2 separate regions of the Homo sapiens genome follow, and region 1 is linked to region 2. A link is a loop called in an ENCODE intact Hi-C map of the cell type or tissue named here. Cell type or tissue: endothelial cell of umbilical vein. All regions are shown on one strand. Links, peaks and the distances in the headings refer to the core of each region. The heading gives the core; the rest is flanking DNA.

Evidence for each region. Peaks named below come from ENCODE experiments on the same cell type or tissue, not always from the same donor. Only the 100,000 strongest peaks of a DNase experiment are listed, where the experiment ranks them.
Region 1: a loop joins it to region 2, with 2.8 times the contacts of the local background. A loop is called at or near these places in 4 of 110 quality-filtered maps.

The regions. Positions count from the first base shown.
Region 1 is chr5:132,741,879-132,751,639 of GRCh38, reverse strand. CCNI2 (cyclin I family member 2) reads right to left here and starts at 4,214. Exons shown (of 6, transcript NM_001039780.4): 1 at 3,716-4,214; 2 at 3,165-3,293; 3 at 2,218-2,292; 4 at 643-783. The coding sequence starts at 4,144. It overlaps SEPTIN8 (septin 8), which reads left to right. Exons shown (of 10, transcript NM_001098811.2): 10 at 1-821. RefSeq lists silencers at 3,852-4,041, 4,062-4,131, 4,142-4,561 and an enhancer at 4,652-4,731. In endothelial cell of umbilical vein, for the core only: a CTCF peak has its summit at 4,597; a DNase peak (open chromatin) is centred at 4,599; H3K4me3 peaks cover 683 bases.
Region 2 is chr5:132,878,827-132,886,826 of GRCh38, reverse strand. AFF4 (ALF transcription elongation factor 4) reads left to right here. Exons shown (of 21, transcript NM_014423.4): 18 at 424-517; 19 at 1,708-1,751; 20 at 3,267-3,487; 21 at 5,641-8,000. The coding sequence ends at 5,768. Among named protein-coding and RNA genes, the nearest start is that of LEAP2, 9.2 kb to the right of the region's middle. In endothelial cell of umbilical vein, for the core only: a CTCF peak has its summit at 3,397 (motif pointing right); a DNase peak (open chromatin) is centred at 3,316.

The DNA of each region.
Region 1 (9,761 bases), core at 1-8,000, 140 kb after region 2:
TCTGCTTATCATAAGACGAAACTCTGCAACTTGGCAACGGTGGCCAGTTTTCGTAATGAAACAGTCTTTAGTAATTTAATCTTCATGCTTCATAACAAACCAAAACCCCATGAGATTTCCACATTGCATAATTTTGCCTTACTAACAGAATCATATCCTTAAGGATGACCATCATTCCCCCAACTAAAACAAATACAAACTAATGTATGATATTTTTTTAAGTGCCAGATCAATATGGTCTAAAGCTTCAATAAGGATTGTGTGTAGGTGAATAAAGACAGCTAAGTGAATGTGTGTAAAGTGTAGCAAAAGCAGACAGATATTTATGTACAGTATTCATAGAATGGAAAGTTAAATATTTTTGCAGTGTGTATTTAAAAGAGAAACTCACCATAATAGTGCCGTCTAAAAATCTTTGTAAAGTTAATTTAATGTCCTTTAGAAGTGGGAGTCTGGTGGAACTGTGTTGGATTTAAGATACCTTTTCACTCTTCCGTATGTCATGAGCCTTGTGCGTCACCTCACTGTGGTGCATGTGCAAGGGCGTGTGCACGCCTGTGCTTTGCCATCCCATGTTGTAAACAGCTGTTCCAAAGGCACAAACGAGTTTAGGGTAGACTCTGTAAACACCTCCTTACTCACTATAGTCAAGAAGTCCAGCGGCGTCCCAATATAGAGGTCCCAGTGCAGTCTGTCCAGAATAGCCAGCTCCATCCTCAGCAGCTCATTCGGGGAATAGTCAGAGCCATAGTGCTTTGTGAAGTCTTTTACTTGTGGAATAAACTGTAAAAAGAAAATAAAGAGGCCAAAGCCCTACATCATGTCATAGTAGCTTTTGTTTTCTTACCCATGGGGACTGGGCATTCATGACCTTAGTGGAGTTGTCTTCCTGTGGCCTGCCACAGAAAATGCTTCTGAAAGAAATACTAAACCAGATCTTGGCTATCTGTCAAATCCTCAGGTAGTTATGTAGTGAACATCACATGGTCCCCCTCTGAAACCGGGTCTTGATCCCCCAGCTGCATGCTAGCTCATACCCAAAGGTGCTTTGGAGGCTGGGGCTGTGCCATCTCCCCTGTTCAGCTGCAAGAACTCACCCCAAGCTTTCCAGGAGCCATGGGTTCTGCCTCTCCCTATTCCTGATCCCTACCGTGGGTACTGGGCATAGAGAAAAAAACTATGCTTTTGAGCTTCCTAGTCTGTACCAGACACATTGATAAAACCTCCTATGGGTTTTTTAGCATCGCAACTGCAAACACATTTCCTTCAACCTTGATTGAAGGTGGTTCAGTTCTGGAAAAACTATGGCTTTTCCCACAGAGGGACTAATGAGGCTTGTCTATGAGTAAACATTTGAGTACCAAGTACATTAAAGGCTTGATCCTATGTTTTTAGATAAACAGAAGTATTACTATAACCTCCAGAAAAAGGGTCACTTGATTTTTAGTTGGACAAAAGCAACTTGGGCATTAATTCTATTCTAATAAACAGGAGTTTAAAACATTTTTATTGAAGGTTTGGAACTGGACACACAACTTCTTCCCTGCCTCCTCAGACCCAGAGATCAGCTAAGGGTGACCCCCGTGGCAATGGCAGTGATTTCACCATCCCCAAACTGGGAGAAGTTGGAGGGAGGTAGGAAAGCTTGGAAAGGGTATTAGGAGATGATCTCCTCCTGAACAGATGCCACAGTGAAATTCAGCCATCCAGCCATGCCTGAAATGCTCATGGGCCCCTTGTACTTTACCCCCAGCACATGGCCCTCCTGTCCCTCTCAGGGGTCCCAGAGTTCCCAAGGACCAGCTTCATTGACACAGCCAAGTCCTCAAGTCTCAAGCAGCTTTCTTAGACATAATTGCTTGGGGTGGATGTTAAGTCACATGGTTTGGGAGGCCTTTTTCCTTGCTCAACAGCAGATGCCCCTGTTTAGAGAGAGGTAGCATCTGTCATCAACCAGTGAGGCCAGATGTATCTGTCAAGAGTTCAGGTCTCTAGGTTTGGTGGGCCAGGACAGTTCAGCTGCTCTACTTGTTCATTTGTGGGGTCTCAAAGCCTGACAAGCCGATGGAAGGGATAGCAGAGATGCCGGCAAGTTGGTGACTTTTTCAAAACATCCACCATACCTAAGGGCACAGACCTATCAGGAAACTGGAGTCCTCCAATGTTACACCCCTATACCTCAAGTGCAGCCCAGTGTGGACTTCCAAGGATGCATACCTCCTCTTCTTCATTAACTTTTGCAGCGAGCCTCAAGGAAGTAATTGTGGCGCAATGCAGGTATTTCTCTTTTACCTGCAGTATGGAACAAACACATTTGAGCAGAATATGAATGCCAGAAACAAACTGAAAAGCATCTGTGTTTGTTTTCTTTTATACACTTTTTTGACATGGAGTCTCACTCTGTTGCCCAGGCTGGAGTGCAGTGGCATGATCTTGGCTCACTGCAACCTCCACCTCCTGATTTTGAGCGATTCTCCTGTCACAGCCTCCTGAGTAGCTAGGACTATAGGGGCGGGCCACCACACCTGGCTAATTTTTGTATTTTTAGTAGAGACAGGGTTTCACCATGCTGGCCAGGATGGTCTCCAACTCCTGACCTCAAGTGATCCACACCCCTTGGCCTCCCAAATTGCTGGGATTACAGGCGTGAGCCATTGCGCCCAGCCGTTTGTTTTAATAAGCTTTTTTTTCCCATTTTTAAAAGGCTCAATTTCTCCACAAGACAGAATGTTAGTGCCGTTTTTAGATCTGACCAACGAAGATGCTCCTGATTTCAGAACTGCAGATGACTGGGCAGTATTCCTTCATTTCGGGACTGACTGGAGGTGGGAAATATGGCACCTTCTCAGGGAACCCAGTCTCATCCTAGCCTCAAGCTGCCCTCGACAGGTCGAGACAAGCACATCCTACCTCATTACACAGGAAGCCCTTTCCCAGCTAGGTCCTCTCACGCTCCCCAAGTCCAATCCTGATGACTACATGACCCTGAGACAGCCAGTGTAGGATGTGGAGAGGTTCCAACACCAGCTCTTCCACTCGGAGCAAGTTAGTTTATACACCTTGGTTTTGAGCATCTGGAAACCCTCACCTCTCAAGCAGGAATGGGGAGCAAAGGTTAGTTTCTTCTCTCACCATCTGCCACCGTCCCTCAGAGGCCTCCCTACCTTCACTGAAATCAGGAGGCGGCCAAAGATGGTGAGGGCCAGGTTAAAAGTGGACTGGGAGAAGTAAAAGGTGTTCTGAAGCCGCAGGAGCCACAGCACGACTTCCTCGAAGGCGTCGCAGATTTCATCCTGCTAGGAAGAAGAGCAGGTGGGGCGAGGAAGGTCGCTAGCGGCCACTCCTGGTCCCCCAGCAGCAGGAGCCTCCTGCTTAAGGTGCGGGGGGTGGGGCAGTGAGAAGTCCCTTCCTCTGCATGCCCGCTGGGAGTAAGCGCCCCCCGGCGCAGCGGCTCACCCATCACCCCCACCCCTCGCGCCCACTTTTCGTCGTAGGCTGAGTTCCTTGATTCAAACAGGCCCTCTTCCGAAGGCCCTGCTAGCAAGACGCCCTCCTAGAGAGAAGCTGGTGGATCCAGCCTCGTGCCTCTCGTGAGGGGCCACACCTGGGGAAGGGCCCGGCCTCCAGTTTCAGAACACCCGAGCGCGGGTGCAGGTGGAGGCCACATCCGCCTGCCGTGCACGCGCGAGGAGGGCCACGCGGCAGCGACGGGTACCTGGGGTTTGCCGCCCCGCCACAGGCGCGCCTCGCGGTCCTGGGCCAGCTGCAAGTGGCAGAGCAGCCGGCGCTCGTCCAGGTCGCCTTCCAGGTTGCGCGGCTTGCGGGACTGTGGAGCCGGCCGCGGAGCTTGCTCTGGGGCGGCGGCGGGGACCGCGTCTGCGGTTTTCCCGGCTGGCGCCGTACCGCGCCGGGGCCGCACGGGGACTGCTGCGGACGCCGCGTGGAGGGAGGCCGCTCCGGGCTGGCGGGTCCCAGGGCACCTGCTCCGGTTGCTTCGGGGCAGAGGGGCCTCCCCCGGAGACGGCGGGAGAGGAACGCCCAGGGCTGTTTCCTCCAGACCGGCGCCGGGACGCCCGCCTGGGCTCTGGACGGCGCTGACCTCTGAGCTCGACGGCTGCGGCGGGAGCTGAGCGCCCGAGGCCATGTCGTGAGCGGGATCCTGAGTCTGAGTTGCCGCTTAACCCGGCATTTTATAACCCAGCTCCCGGAACACTGCAGCCTGGGGCGCCGCCGGGGGAGGTGGGGAGGCGGGCTCGGCGGGCCCCACCCACAACGCTCGCGGTGGAGCTACCTCTGGCGCACCGGGCCGCGCCTCGCCTCCTGGGCACTCGCCCCGCGGGTGGGCGGCGCGCACCCAGGATGCGGCAGGACTGGGCGCGCACAGGCGGGTGGCGGACCCCCTCCCTTCCCTCCATCCCCGCTGCTGCCTAGCGCACGCCTCCTCCCCCCTGCCGGCCGTGCTCCCTGAGCAGAGCCCCCAGCCAGGGGTGGGGCGGCTGGAGACTGCGCCCGCCTTGGGCCAGGACTCCCGGACACAGACCCTGGGTCTTACCTCACATTACACACTTGGGGACACAAGACCAGGTAAAGAAGCAGCGAGAGCGCCCTCCTCAGACAGGCTTGAAATGGAATTCCAGACGCGCTGTGTGATCTCATGCATGTGTCGTGACCTCTCAGAGCCTTGGCTACCTCTTCTCCGAAAAAAAAAGTGATAATACCTCCCTCACAAGGTGATTCATTCATATACATATATGTTTATGTATCTATACATACATATATAGCTATAAACGTATAATAAGGAAAATCATACAAATCATATATATGTATACACATACATACATAAATTTTAGGGGTGGATCTTGCTATGTTGCCCAAGCTGGAGTGCAGTGGCTATTCTCAGGTGTGATCGCAGCACACTACAACCTCAAACTCCTGGACTCAAGCTACCCTCAACCTCAGCTTCTCAAGTAGCTGAGACTTACAGGTGCACACCACCACACCTGGCTCCTAAGTTATATTTTGTTTAAAAAATTCATTACATTAAATGTATATTAAAAATATATGGGAATACCAGAAGGACAAGAAAGAGAGGAACAGAAGAAATATTTGAAACAATAACGACTGAGAATGAATATTTCCAAATTAATGCCAAACACCAAACCACAATTCTAGGAAGCTCTGAGAACATTAAGCAAGATAAATGCCAAGAACTACACCTAGACATTCCTATTTAAACCGTAGAAAATCAAAAGAAACTATCAACAGAGTCAGCAGACAACCTATAGAGTGGGAGAAAAGTATTAGCAAAGTAAGCATTCGACAAAGGTCTTAATATCCAGAATCTGTAAGGAATTTAATTAAACAAGCAAAAAACAACCCCATCAAAAAACAGGCAAAAAGACATGAATAGACTTCTCAAAGGGAGATATACAAGTGGTCAACAAACATGAAAAAATGCTCCACATCACTAATCATCAGAGTAATGCATCTCACACCAATCAGAATGGCTACTATTAAAAAGTCAAAAACCAACAGACGCTGGTGAGGCTGCAGGGAAAAGGGAATGCTTATACACTGCTGGTGGTAATGTAAATTAGTTCAGTCACTGTTGAAAGCAGTTTAGAGATTTCTCAAACAACTTAAAACAGTACTATTCAACCCAGCAGTCCCTTTACTGGGTATATACGCAAAAGGAAAATAAATTGTTCTACCATAAAGACACATACATTTGCATGTTCATCACAGTACTAGTCACAGTAGCAAAGACATGGAGTCAACCTAGGTGCCCTTCAGTGATCGACTGGATAAAGAAAATGTGGTACATATACAATATGGAATACTATGTAGTCATTAAAAAGAATGAAATCATGTCCTTTGTAGCAAACATGGATGAAGTTGGAAGCTATTATTCCAAGCAAATGAACACAGGAACAGAAAATTATATACTACATGCTCTCACTTTTAAGCGAGCATTGAGTACACATGGACGTAAAGATGGCAACAGTAGACACTGGAGGCTACCAGAGCGGGGAGGGAAGGAGGGGACAAGGGTTGGATAACTATGGGGTACTGTGCTCAGTACCTGGGTGACAGGATCATTCATACCCCAAATATCAGCATTGCACAATATACCAGAATCTAAAATAAAAGTTGAAAAAAGCCTGCAGGAAATCAAGATTAAAAAAAAAAAATCTCAAAAGAAGCTGGCCTGTAATCTCAGCACTTTGGGAGGCTGAGGTGGGCGGATCACTTGAGGTCAGGAGTTCAAGACCAGCCTGGCCAATATGGTGAAACCCTGTCTCTACTAAAAATACAAAATTAGCCAGGTGTGGTGGCACATGTCTGTAGTCCCCGCTACTCAGGAGGCTGAGGCACAAGAATCGCTTGAATCCAAGAGGTGGAGGTTGCAGTAAACTGAGATCATGCCACTGCACTCCAGCCTGGGTGACAGAGGGAGACTCCATCTCAAAAAAAAGAAAAGAAAAGAAAAAAGAAAGAAAGAAAGAAAGAAAGAGCAAGCAAAGCTGGGAGCAGGAGCTGGGTAGGATGAGGTGGAAATAAGATAAGGTGGGATAAGGATAAGAATCACATTGGACTTGTCTTCGGAAATCATGCAAGCAAGAAGAGAGTGGGGTGAAATATTTAAAATTTTGAGAGAAAACCCCCACCATCCTAGAATTCTGTATTCAGTGAAATTATCCTTCAGAAGTGAAAGAGAAATACTTTTACAAACAAAATTGAAGGTATTTCTCACCAGTAGACCTGCTTTGCAAGAAATGTTAAAAGAAATTTTTCAGAGAGAAGGAAAATGATATAGGTCATAAATTTCGACATAAAGAAAGAACTTTAAGGAATAAGTGAAAGTAAAATAAAACTTTTGTTTTTCTTATTCCTAATTGATCTAATAATCATTTATTCAAAATAATAATAATGTATTTGATGATTGTAGGTTATGGATAAGTTGAATGAATGACAATAATGATACTAGCCATGAGAGGGAAGAATTAAGAATACTTTGTTTTAAGTTACCTGCATTACCTGGAAAGCAGTATAATGTTACTTGAAAGTGGACTTGAATTAGTTATAAATGTATATTGCCAACTCTAGGGCAACCAGCAAAAAAAGTTTTTAAAAAGTATAATTCATATGCACTAAGAAAGGAGAGAAAATGGAATCATATAAAATGCTAATAACACCAGATGGTAGCTTGAATCCACAGGAAACAAGGAAGAGAACGAGAAATAATAAGAAGATTAATATTACAAATTATAAATATAAACTTGGCTCTGTTTTCTTCTCTCGGCTACTTTGGAAGATTTAAAATACATAAAATTTTATAACATAAAGTTATAACAAAGTATTGTTTGGTTTATAACATGTAAATGTAATCCATATAACAATAATAGCACAAAAAGAGGAGGAGGGAATAGAGCTATACGGGAGTTACATTTATATATGTCACTGGAATTCAATTATTATAACTCTGAAGTATTATAGATTCTGATAAGATCTATATTGGAAGCCCTAGAGCTTTTTTTTTTTTTTTTTTTTTTTTTTGAGACGCAGTTTCACTCTGTCACCCAGGCTGGAGTGCAGTGACGTGATCTCAGCTCACTGCAACCTCTGCCTCCCGGGTTCAAGCGATTCTCCTGCCTCAGCCTCCCAAGTAGCTGGGACTACAGGAGCCCACCACCATGCCCAGCTAATTTTGTATTTTTAGTAGAGACGGGGTTTCACCATATTGGCCAAGCTCGTCTCAGACTCCTGACCTTGTGATCCGCCCACTTTGGCCTCCCAAAGTGTTGGGATTACAGGCATGATCCACTGTGCCCGGCCTTTTTTTTTTTTTTTTTTTTTTTTGAGACGAAGTCTTGCTCTGTTGCCCAGGCTGGAGTGCAATGGTGCGATCTTGGCTCACTGCAACCTCCGCCTCCTGGGTTCAAGCGACTCTCCTGCCGCAGCCTCCTGAGTAGCTGGGATTACAGGTGTACGCCACTGTGTCTGGCTAATTTTTCTGTTATTTGTAGAAATGGGGTTTTTCCATGTTGGCAAGGCTGGTCTCGAACTCCTGACGTCAAGCGATTCACCTGCCTCTGTCTCCCAGAGTGCTGGGATTACAGGCATGAGCCACTGGGCCTGCCAAGAAAATAACTTTAAAAAATAGTAAACCAATAATTAAAGAAATTCAAATGTTAAACTATAAAAGATTCACATAATGAAAAACCATTGAAGGAGGAACAGAGGAACAGAAAGACAATATGACGTATTAAAAAACAAAAAGCAGGCTGGGCATGGTGGCTCACTCCTGCAATCCCACCACTTTGGGAGGCTGAGGAGGGAGGACTGCTTGAGCCCAGCTGTTTGAGACCAGCCTGGGCAGCATAGAGAGACCGCGTCTCTACCAAAAAAAAGAAAAAGCAGGGTGTGGTGGCACACACCTGTGGTCCGAGCTACTTAGGAGGCTGAGGCAGGAGGATGGCTTGAGGCTTGAGCCCAGGAAGTTGAGGCTGCAGTGAGCCTTGTTTGTATCATTGCACTCCAGCCTGGGTAACAGAGTGAGGCCCCATCTCAAAAAAGGAAGGAAGAAAGGAGGGATGGAGGGAGGGAGGGAAGGAAGGAAGAAAGGAGGGATGGAGGGAGGGAGGGAGGGAAGGAAGGAAGGAAGAAAGGAGGGATGGAGGGAGGGAAGGAAGGAAGGAAGGAAGGGTGGAAGGGAAAGAGGGAGGGAGGAAGGAAGGGAAAACAAAAAGCAAAATGGGAGACTTAAATCTAATATTATCAATAATAACATTAAATGTGAATGGGCTAAATAATTGTATTAAGTCTGCTAGGGCTGTGTTATGGACGGAATGTTTGTGTCCCTCCCAAATTCATATTTTTTTTTTGTTTGTTTTTTGTTTTTGAGACGGAGTCTTGTTCTGTCGTCCAGGCTGGAGTGCAGTGATGCCATCTCGGCTCACTGAAAGCTCCACCTCTTGGGTTCAAGAGATTCTCCTGCCTCAGCCTCTCGAGTAGTTGGGACTACAGGCACATGCCACCATGCCCGGCTAATTTTTGTATTTTTAGTAGAGACAGGGTTTAGCCATGTTGGCCAGGCTGGCCTTGAACTCCTAACCTCAAGTGTTCCTCCCGTCTTAGCCTCCCAAAGTGCTGGGATTACAGTAGTGAACTACCACACCCTGTTGCAAATTCATATTTTGAAACCCTAACCTGCAATGTGATGGTATTTAGAGATGAGGCCTTTGGGAGGAAATTAGGGCTCTCAGACATCATGAGGGTGGGACCCTTGGGATGGAATTAGTGCCCTTCTAAGAAGAACTTGCTCCCTATCGCTCCCTATCCTCAGCTTATTCTGTGAGGCAAGTATCACCCTGATGCTCTAACCAAGAAAGAGAGAGAGACAGAGAGAGAGACAGAGAGACAGAGAGAGAGCCAGAAAAGAAAACAAGGTTGGTTTTAACATCTAAAAATCAATATGTATCTGATAAAGGACATAAACACATTATATCAGAAAAAGCATCTGACAAAATCTGACACTTTTTCATAATAAAAAACACTCCACAAACTAGAAAATGTTCCAGCATAAAGGGCATTTATGAAAAACCTGCAGATAACATCAGACTTAATGGTAAATGACCAAATACTTTCCACCTGAAATCATCAATAAGACAAGAATGTCTGTGTTCACAGCTTCTGTTCAACAATGTACAGGAGAGTCCAGCTAGGGCAATTAGTCAAGAAAAAGAAAAAGCATCCAGGTT
Region 2 (8,000 bases), core at 1-8,000:
ACTGGAGAGATAGGCAGGGATGATCCTGCACGGTCTTTATAAGCTATGTTGTGGTTTGTAATATTTGCAGTTCAGTTTCCTAGTTTTTGTTTTTTAATTTTAGATTGTTTACACTTTGGTTTGGAAATTCTACCCCTTCGTAATTTTTAAAACTTCATGACATGTTGGTGTCCTATGGATAAGGTTTGGATTTTGGAATGTCAGCAAATAATGAGAGCCTAGTCCTAGGCTTCTTAGCCATCTTCCCCTCCCTAGGATGTGTACCACAATAAGAACACATCTGTTGGTTTTGCCTAACGGTTAATGTTGTGGCCTATGCCATGGTCACATGAGCCAGTCTCCTGCACAATGCAAAGGCTGTCTGTGCAAATCTGGCCAGAGTTTGCTGTCCTGGTAAATAAGCCGCCCTTTTCCATTGGCTAGCCTGCGATGCGAGTCTTTGCTGTACCTGAGGCTGTTCAAACTGAAGAAGGAAAATGCTCTGAAGTACTCAAAGACACTGACAGAGCACCTGAAGGTAAGTATGCAAAAGCACAAGGTCCGTTTCCTAGGAGACAGAATTTGTAGTCTCCCATCCCCATCTGAGAACTGCCCTCATGTTTATGCAAAACACACCAGGGGAGGAGCTACTGTTTGGGACTTTTCAAATAAGTTTGAGGTTTCTTTGAGTTTTTTAATCTACGTGTATCTGATTGTAGAACTCTTATAGCCATGTGCAGCGGCTGTATTTACTTTTTAAATGATCTTTTGTTTTCGGCCGGGTTCGGTGGCTCACGCCTGTAATCTCAGCACTTTGGGAGGCTGAGGCAGGCAGATCACGAGGTCAAGAGATTGAGACCATCTTGGCCAACATGGTGAAACCCCATCTCTACTAAATATACAAAAATTAGCCAGGCATGGTGCCACACGCCTGTAGTCCCAGCTACTTGGGAGGCTGAGGCAGGAGAATCGCTTGAACCCTGGAGGCGGAGGCTGCAGTGAGCCGAGGTCATGCCACTGCACTCCAGCCTGGTGACAGAGAGAGAGACTCTGTCTCAAAAACAAACAAAAAGTCTTTTGTTTTCATGCCATCCTTTTCTGACTACTATCTTAGTTTCCTAAAAGATTTTCCTATGTTTCTTCAGGCCAGTACCACATAAATCCTCCTAAAATCTGCCTCTGATTATGACTTGGAACCCTTCAGTAGTTGCCTGCTGGGTCAAGTTTAAACTCCTTACCCTGGCCCCAAGGGGTCTCTTGTTCCTTGTCTAAACCTCTGCTTTAGGCAAACTGCATGGGGCACATACACTGTCTTTTCTGCAGCCTTTGTGCATAGTATGATTCATCTCTCCCCTCTCCCCACCCACCCACCCACCCACCCCTTTTTTAAGAGGGAGTTTTTTAAAAAAAACGATCATGGCTCACTGCAGCTACTCCCAGGTAGCTGGGAGTAGCTGGGATGTATCCCCCTTCCCTTTATCCATGTGTTACTCATTATTTCCTTGCCTCTTCTGTGAAGTCTTCCAGAACACCCAGCTCTCACCTAATAATTTATTTCTTTTGTACTTTTACACACACACACACACACACACACACACGTATTTTGGTGTCTTAAATATTTACAGCTGCTCACGATGAGCTCTTGCCCAAAGCTTTTAAATATATTTAGAACTTCTTAAAGTAGTGGTGGTTTTTGTTGTTGTTAAGTACATTTTACTTTTTCCACAGAATTCTTATAATAATTCTCAAGCACCATCGCCTGGCTTGGGAAGGTAGGTAAAATTTTATTATGTAAAATATTATTGTGGCAATAAAAGTGAAATGAGTATGGTCCAATTTCCAAAAATGGAAAGATGACTACTTTTTAAATAAGTAAAACCATCTCTGATAAAATATTTTTAGAAGTTATAATTTTTTCTCTGTATTTTTTAGGAATTGAAAATATAAATGAACATAATCATAAAGATTAGATATGAGACGTTTCACCTGTTAAGAAATCTGAGTTTTTACTAGCACTCAACCCTTTTCACAGTTTGATTTCCATAGTTACTTGGACTTATCACAGCAGGCTTATCTTTAGTCAGATCTTGGCACTGCCAGAATTTAGTAACAATGACATGATTGTGATTTCTCCTTCATCTCCACGTCACTTTCATCCCACCTATCTCCCAAAGGATAAAAAACACCATGGAACCTTTTAAATTGTATCTGTTCAGTTATTATGTTTATAAGAATTGACATTCTTTGTCCTGTGTGTATTTTCTTACATAAGTTTATAATGCTAAAAGTGCAGATAAAAATACAAACAAGCCGGGCATGGTAGCTCACGCCTGTAATCCCAGCACTTTGAGAGGCCGAGGTGGGCAGATCACAAGGTCAGGAGTTCAAGACCAGCCTGGCCAACATGGTGAAACCCCATCTGTGCTAAAAATACAAAAATTAGCCGGGTGTGGTGTCGTGCGCGCCTGTAATCCTAGCTACTCTGGAGGCTGAGGCAGGAGAATCATTGGAACCAGGGAGGCGTGGAGGTTGCAGTAAGTCGAGGTCATGCCACTGCACTCCAGCTTGGGTGACAGAGCATGAGTGTCTCCAAAATATGTATATATGTGTATACACAAGTTTATTTTTACCCCAACTTTTGATTTTTCCTTTCTTTTAGTGTGTGATCATAGTCTTGAACATTTCACAAATTTTAATACTCCTGAAATGAACCTGCCAGATTTCAACATGTATGTTTTCTAAGAAATATTTAATTGGCAGGAAGCTTGGGGTGATTACAGTTGCTTGAGAGAGCTGTACCTCTTTGTTACCTCTGAGTAATTTGGTTAAACTAGGAAAGTGTCAGAAATTGTGGAGTTCAATAAAAGATGTTCCCATCTTCTACCACAGTTTTTTAGGTTAAATGTGAATTCCACCAAACTTTCTACAAAACAGTATAAAAAATATGTAATTATATGCCCGAACAGATGGAAAGTGTTGAGCAGAGAGTGAGGGGATCTGGCTTTTAAGTCTTTGAACTGTAACAAGGTACATGACTTCTTCAGTTATTGTCCATCTCTTGTTTTGTTGTTATTCATTAAAACAAAGGCTACAGATTCTAAGATAACAAGATTATGAATTACAAGATTATAGTACTTATTTAGAAGAAATTGTAGCTCTCTGAAAACCCATCTAGTTTAAGAGAATCTTTACATTTTAAATGCTTTCATGTAGAAAGAGCTAGTAGTACTTGATTTTATAATGCTTACCATGTCCATATGAACAAGCTTCCTATTTCTGTTGTGTAGCAAAGCTGTGGGGATGCCTTCCCCTGTTTCTCCAAAGCTGTCACCAGGCAATTCAGGAAATTATTCATCTGGGGCCAGTAGTGCTTCTGCAAGTGGTTCTTCAGTGACCATTCCACAGAAGATCCACCAGATGGCAGCCAGCTATGTTCAGGTCACATCCAACTTCCTCTATGCCACCGAAATTTGGGACCAAGCTGAACAGCTTTCCAAAGAGCAAAAAGGTAGGTAGGTTTCTGGATAAACTTCAAGGGATGGAATTGTTAGAAGGAACTTTTATAATTTAGTTAAGTAAGCGTTTAGTCTGTATTTAGTTTTATTATTTAGAGTTAATGATAATCTGTTTGTTAATAGTCTTCATTGCTTAGCAGTTAAACAATAAATGAAACTGAATTTGGTCAAAAGATACCTCTCATGATTCTGGTGACAAAACTAAACTGAAAATAGTTCTTGGACTAAGACAAATGTGCTTATATTCTGGCACATTAAATGCAGCTCATACCATAAAAGTAATAAAATATATGTCCTACCCTAGGATGGTTAACAGTAAATTTGGCAATAGGCATAAGATTACATCCAAACATCTGTACATCTGAGAAGGTTAATGTATAAGAAAGCATGCTCATACTGGATTTTTAGGTATATTGGAAGAAACCTGTGAAATAAAGGAGACTAGGGAATGAATAGAAATTTTTTTTTTTTTTTTTTTGAGATGGAGTTTCGCTTTTGTTGCCCAGGCTGGAGCACAGTGGCACGATCTCGACTCACTGCAGCTTCCACCTTCCGGTTTCAAGTGATTCTCCTGCTCAGCCTCCTGAGTAGCTGGGATTACAGGTGCCCGCCACCATGCCCGGCTAATTTTTGTATTTTTAGTAGAGATGGGGTTTCACCATGTGAACCAGGCTGGTCTTGAACTGCTGACCTCGTGATCTGCCCATCTCAGCCTCCCAAAGTGCTGGGATTACAGGTGTGAGCCACCACGTCCGGCCAGAATTCTTAACATTCTTTAAAATTAGGTTGTTTGAGGCTTTGCCCTTTAAAAGTTTATTATTTCCCAAACCAAGGACATGGAGAATTATAAAGTCTTTGAAGACCTTAGTGGAAAGTACTGTATAACCACCATTTTATTTAGTAGATGTTATTAGCAAATATGTGCATGCAGCTTCTCTTTAGGCAGATCCTTTACAGAGAAACACTACATTAGCCAATCAAGTGTCATTTTGTCACAGAGTACATTTAAATACTTACAGCGTGAACAGGTAATCAGATGAAAATGAAAGATTCCTATCCCTAAAGAGAGGCAATGGTGAAAGGTAAAAGTGGAATCCCAACTTTTTTTTTTTTTTTTTTGAGACAGGGTTTTACTCTGTCACCCAGGCTGCCCAGGCTGTGGCACAGTCACAGTTCACTGCAGCATCTACCTCTTGGGCTCAAGTGATCCTCGTGCCTCAGCCTCCTGAGTAGCTGGGACTACAGATGTGTGCCACCACACCTGGCTAATTTTTCTACTTTTTGTAGAGATAAGGTCTCATTATGTTGCCCAGGCTAGGAATCCCAACATTCAACATAAAGCTGTATTTATAAAAACATAATTTGTGGCCGGGTGTGGTGGCTCACACCTTGTAATCTCAGCACTTCGGGAAGCCAAGGCGAGTGGATCACCCAAGGTCAGGAGTTCGAGACCAGCCTGGCCAACATGGTGAAACCCCATCTCTACTAAAAAAAAAAAAAAAAAACTTTTTTGTATTTTATATTTGGCTGAGGCAGCAGAATCGCTTGAACCCAGGAGACCAGGGTTGCAGTGAACCGAGATCGCGCCACTGCACTCCAGCCTGGGCGACAGGGAGACTGTCTAAAAATAAATGAAAATAAATAAAAACATGGGATTTAGTTATCAGTTGGTTCATGGCATATGATGGTAGCCGAAAGTTTGATATAATCTTAAGTGTCTAACCTCACAGAGGCTGTTACAGGAAACAGGCAAAGAATGTCCTCCTTTTTGTGTCACTTGCTTCTTATACAAAAGCAATGCACAAAATGTTTTGAGTAATCAGTAGCACATTATGGCATTAAATCTTCATTTTAATAATATCTACTGCATAATAGCAATTTATCATTTCCATTCATGGAATCCTGCTTATATATAACACTTAATTTCTGACCATACATTCTGTTTAAAATGTTGCATGACTTAGGGAACAAATGTAACTTGAGAGACTATGGAATGATTTGCTCTAAAACATGGACAGTAAGCATTTTAGTGTAGGAGGAGGTATTTTTTGAGTTTATGAATGCTGTTTTATAATCTCTACTCATAGTTTTAAAGCAGTGATTCAAAAGAGTATATATCATTTAATGAATGTTTTTGGTTTTCTAGAATTCTTTGCTGAACTGGATAAAGTAATGGGCCCTCTCATCTTTAATGCAAGCATCATGACAGATCTAGTTCGTTATACCCGGCAGGGACTGCACTGGCTTCGCCAGGATGCCAAGTTGATATCTTGAACTGAACACATTCTCGTTGCCTCTGATTTTCTCCACAACACTGTGTCACATCACGAAGGAAAACTGCCATAACATACCACCTAGTCGACACTAAGAATGAGGAATAGTTTTCTCCTCGTTGGTTCATGTGTTGTTGTTTTTGATAATCCAAAGCGATCATGTCAGTTGGCCCTTTAATATTTCCAATGTGAAAGATTATTTAAATGCTTTTAAATCTGCAGCACATTGATAAGATGGTTTCCGTGAGCTATGATAAGATTGAAATTCCAGTTGCAATTCATAACTAATGAATTGAAATTTTATTTATTTTAATTTTTTTAAGTTCCCAGATTGGGGCTAGTTTAAGACTTAGTTATTTCTGCCTATAAATTTACTCTGTTGAATATTTAGCATAAATTTAATGTAGACATTTTTATTTATATACCTTGGGAGCTTTATTACCTAATATCTTTTTGTGGTAGCTGTTCTAAGAGTAAGAATTGGTTCGTCTAAAATAAGGACATATTCTTTCTACACCTGCTACCTGACCTGATATTTGAAATCTTAACTCCAATTTTATTATTGTGGAATTTACAGTTAGTATTAAGGATATTCTTCTACACATGAAAAAATCACTTAAATATGAGAAAATGGCATTCTACATGTATGTACTATGAAATGTGTCTGATTTGGTATGCATTATTTCAAAAACTGTGAATGTGTGTTAATAACACTACAGCAATCACACAGTGACTATAGCTTGCATTTAATGCATTACAAAAGAGGGAGGACAAACTTTCTAGAAGAAGCATTTCATGTTGAAGGGTTTCATAAAAGGACAATCCTGAACGTTACGGATTTTATTAAAACCATATGTTATTTTTTGTTGCTAATCATTTGACACTTAATCGAAACAGAATAAGTTACTGTGGAAAAAAGGATGATCCAACTCCTGAGGATTGCCGCCTGTGTGTCTTTAATTGATTATCTTTGATAGTTAGAGTTATTTTTCAGATTTTTCCCCCTCATACTGGATTGTGATGCTCTGATATGAGCATGCAATGACTGATACAGAAATAGGCTGGAGCTTCGGTGTGTGCTTTTGCTATACAGCTTACAGTTCTAATGCCTGATGTAGAGATGATGAATTTCTCCTTTTTAAACCTATCTTCTGTTTACTCCTTTTGCATTATGAAGGCCCTCTTCAATGATGTATGTTTCTGATGGAATCAGAAAATTTCACACTAGAAAAGTGTACCTAACTTGATTCAGTGTGAGCTCTTGGGACAGGGAGTGGAGCCAGGGGTAGAGCTTAAAGAAGCTGGCTCTGTAAGAGTTGTATATCAAAGTACCTTTTGCTACAAGGTGCATATAGAAGTCTAAGATAAGAAATGTACCCTCTATACTTTATTTTTCATGCCCCTATCATGTTTGGTGTGCCTTAAATCTTACCTTTAAATGAAGACTCTATGGATTGTTTACAAATGAAGTTTTACACTAGGACCAGATCGTCCATACATGATTGGTCTTCTACAATAATAATGTTCAATTCTTTCATTTTAAATCTTTCTTTAGGGTCATATAAAGATTAGTTCTTTCAGAAAAGCTATTGCTTTGGTACATGACTTAGTCTAACCAGTTGGGTAATGCTGCTTTGAAAAATAGTTTGTCCCTCTCCCCATTCCAAAAATGAATCCATTCAGTCAGAAAAAAAGATTATCCTACTATTTGTAGATGATTGCTAAGGCTTGAAATAGGAAAGGGGAAAGAAGGGATAGAAAAGTTTCAAGTCCAGTAGTGCAGTGAATCCTTTGTGTTTGAGACTTTTTTACACTTATTTCTGAAGTTAGTGAACTTTCATTGTCCCTGTGGCCTCATATTTATAGAGCTTCTTAACTGTTTTGTACCTCAGATTGTTTTTAGATGTCATTGAAGATTGAGATGTACAAATTATGTTGAATTTAACCTGTTTCTCTTGGAGAAATTGCCTCTGATATCTTTCTAACTTAATCTTAGTGTGTTCTAGGAACAGTTTTCCATAAGAGGACAACTTCTCAATGATCATGATAGTTATTTAGTAAGAAATAATGGTTGTTAATCAAATACATGTTATGTCTTGTCCTTCTCTGATTTTTCTGACTTGGATTCCTTAATTTGCAGTGATGTCTTAGAAATGGAAAAAGTATCCTCTGGGCTTTCAGACTTTCAGCAACAACAGCCAGTGGGATACCTCTGAGTTCTTGTGTTCTAGTC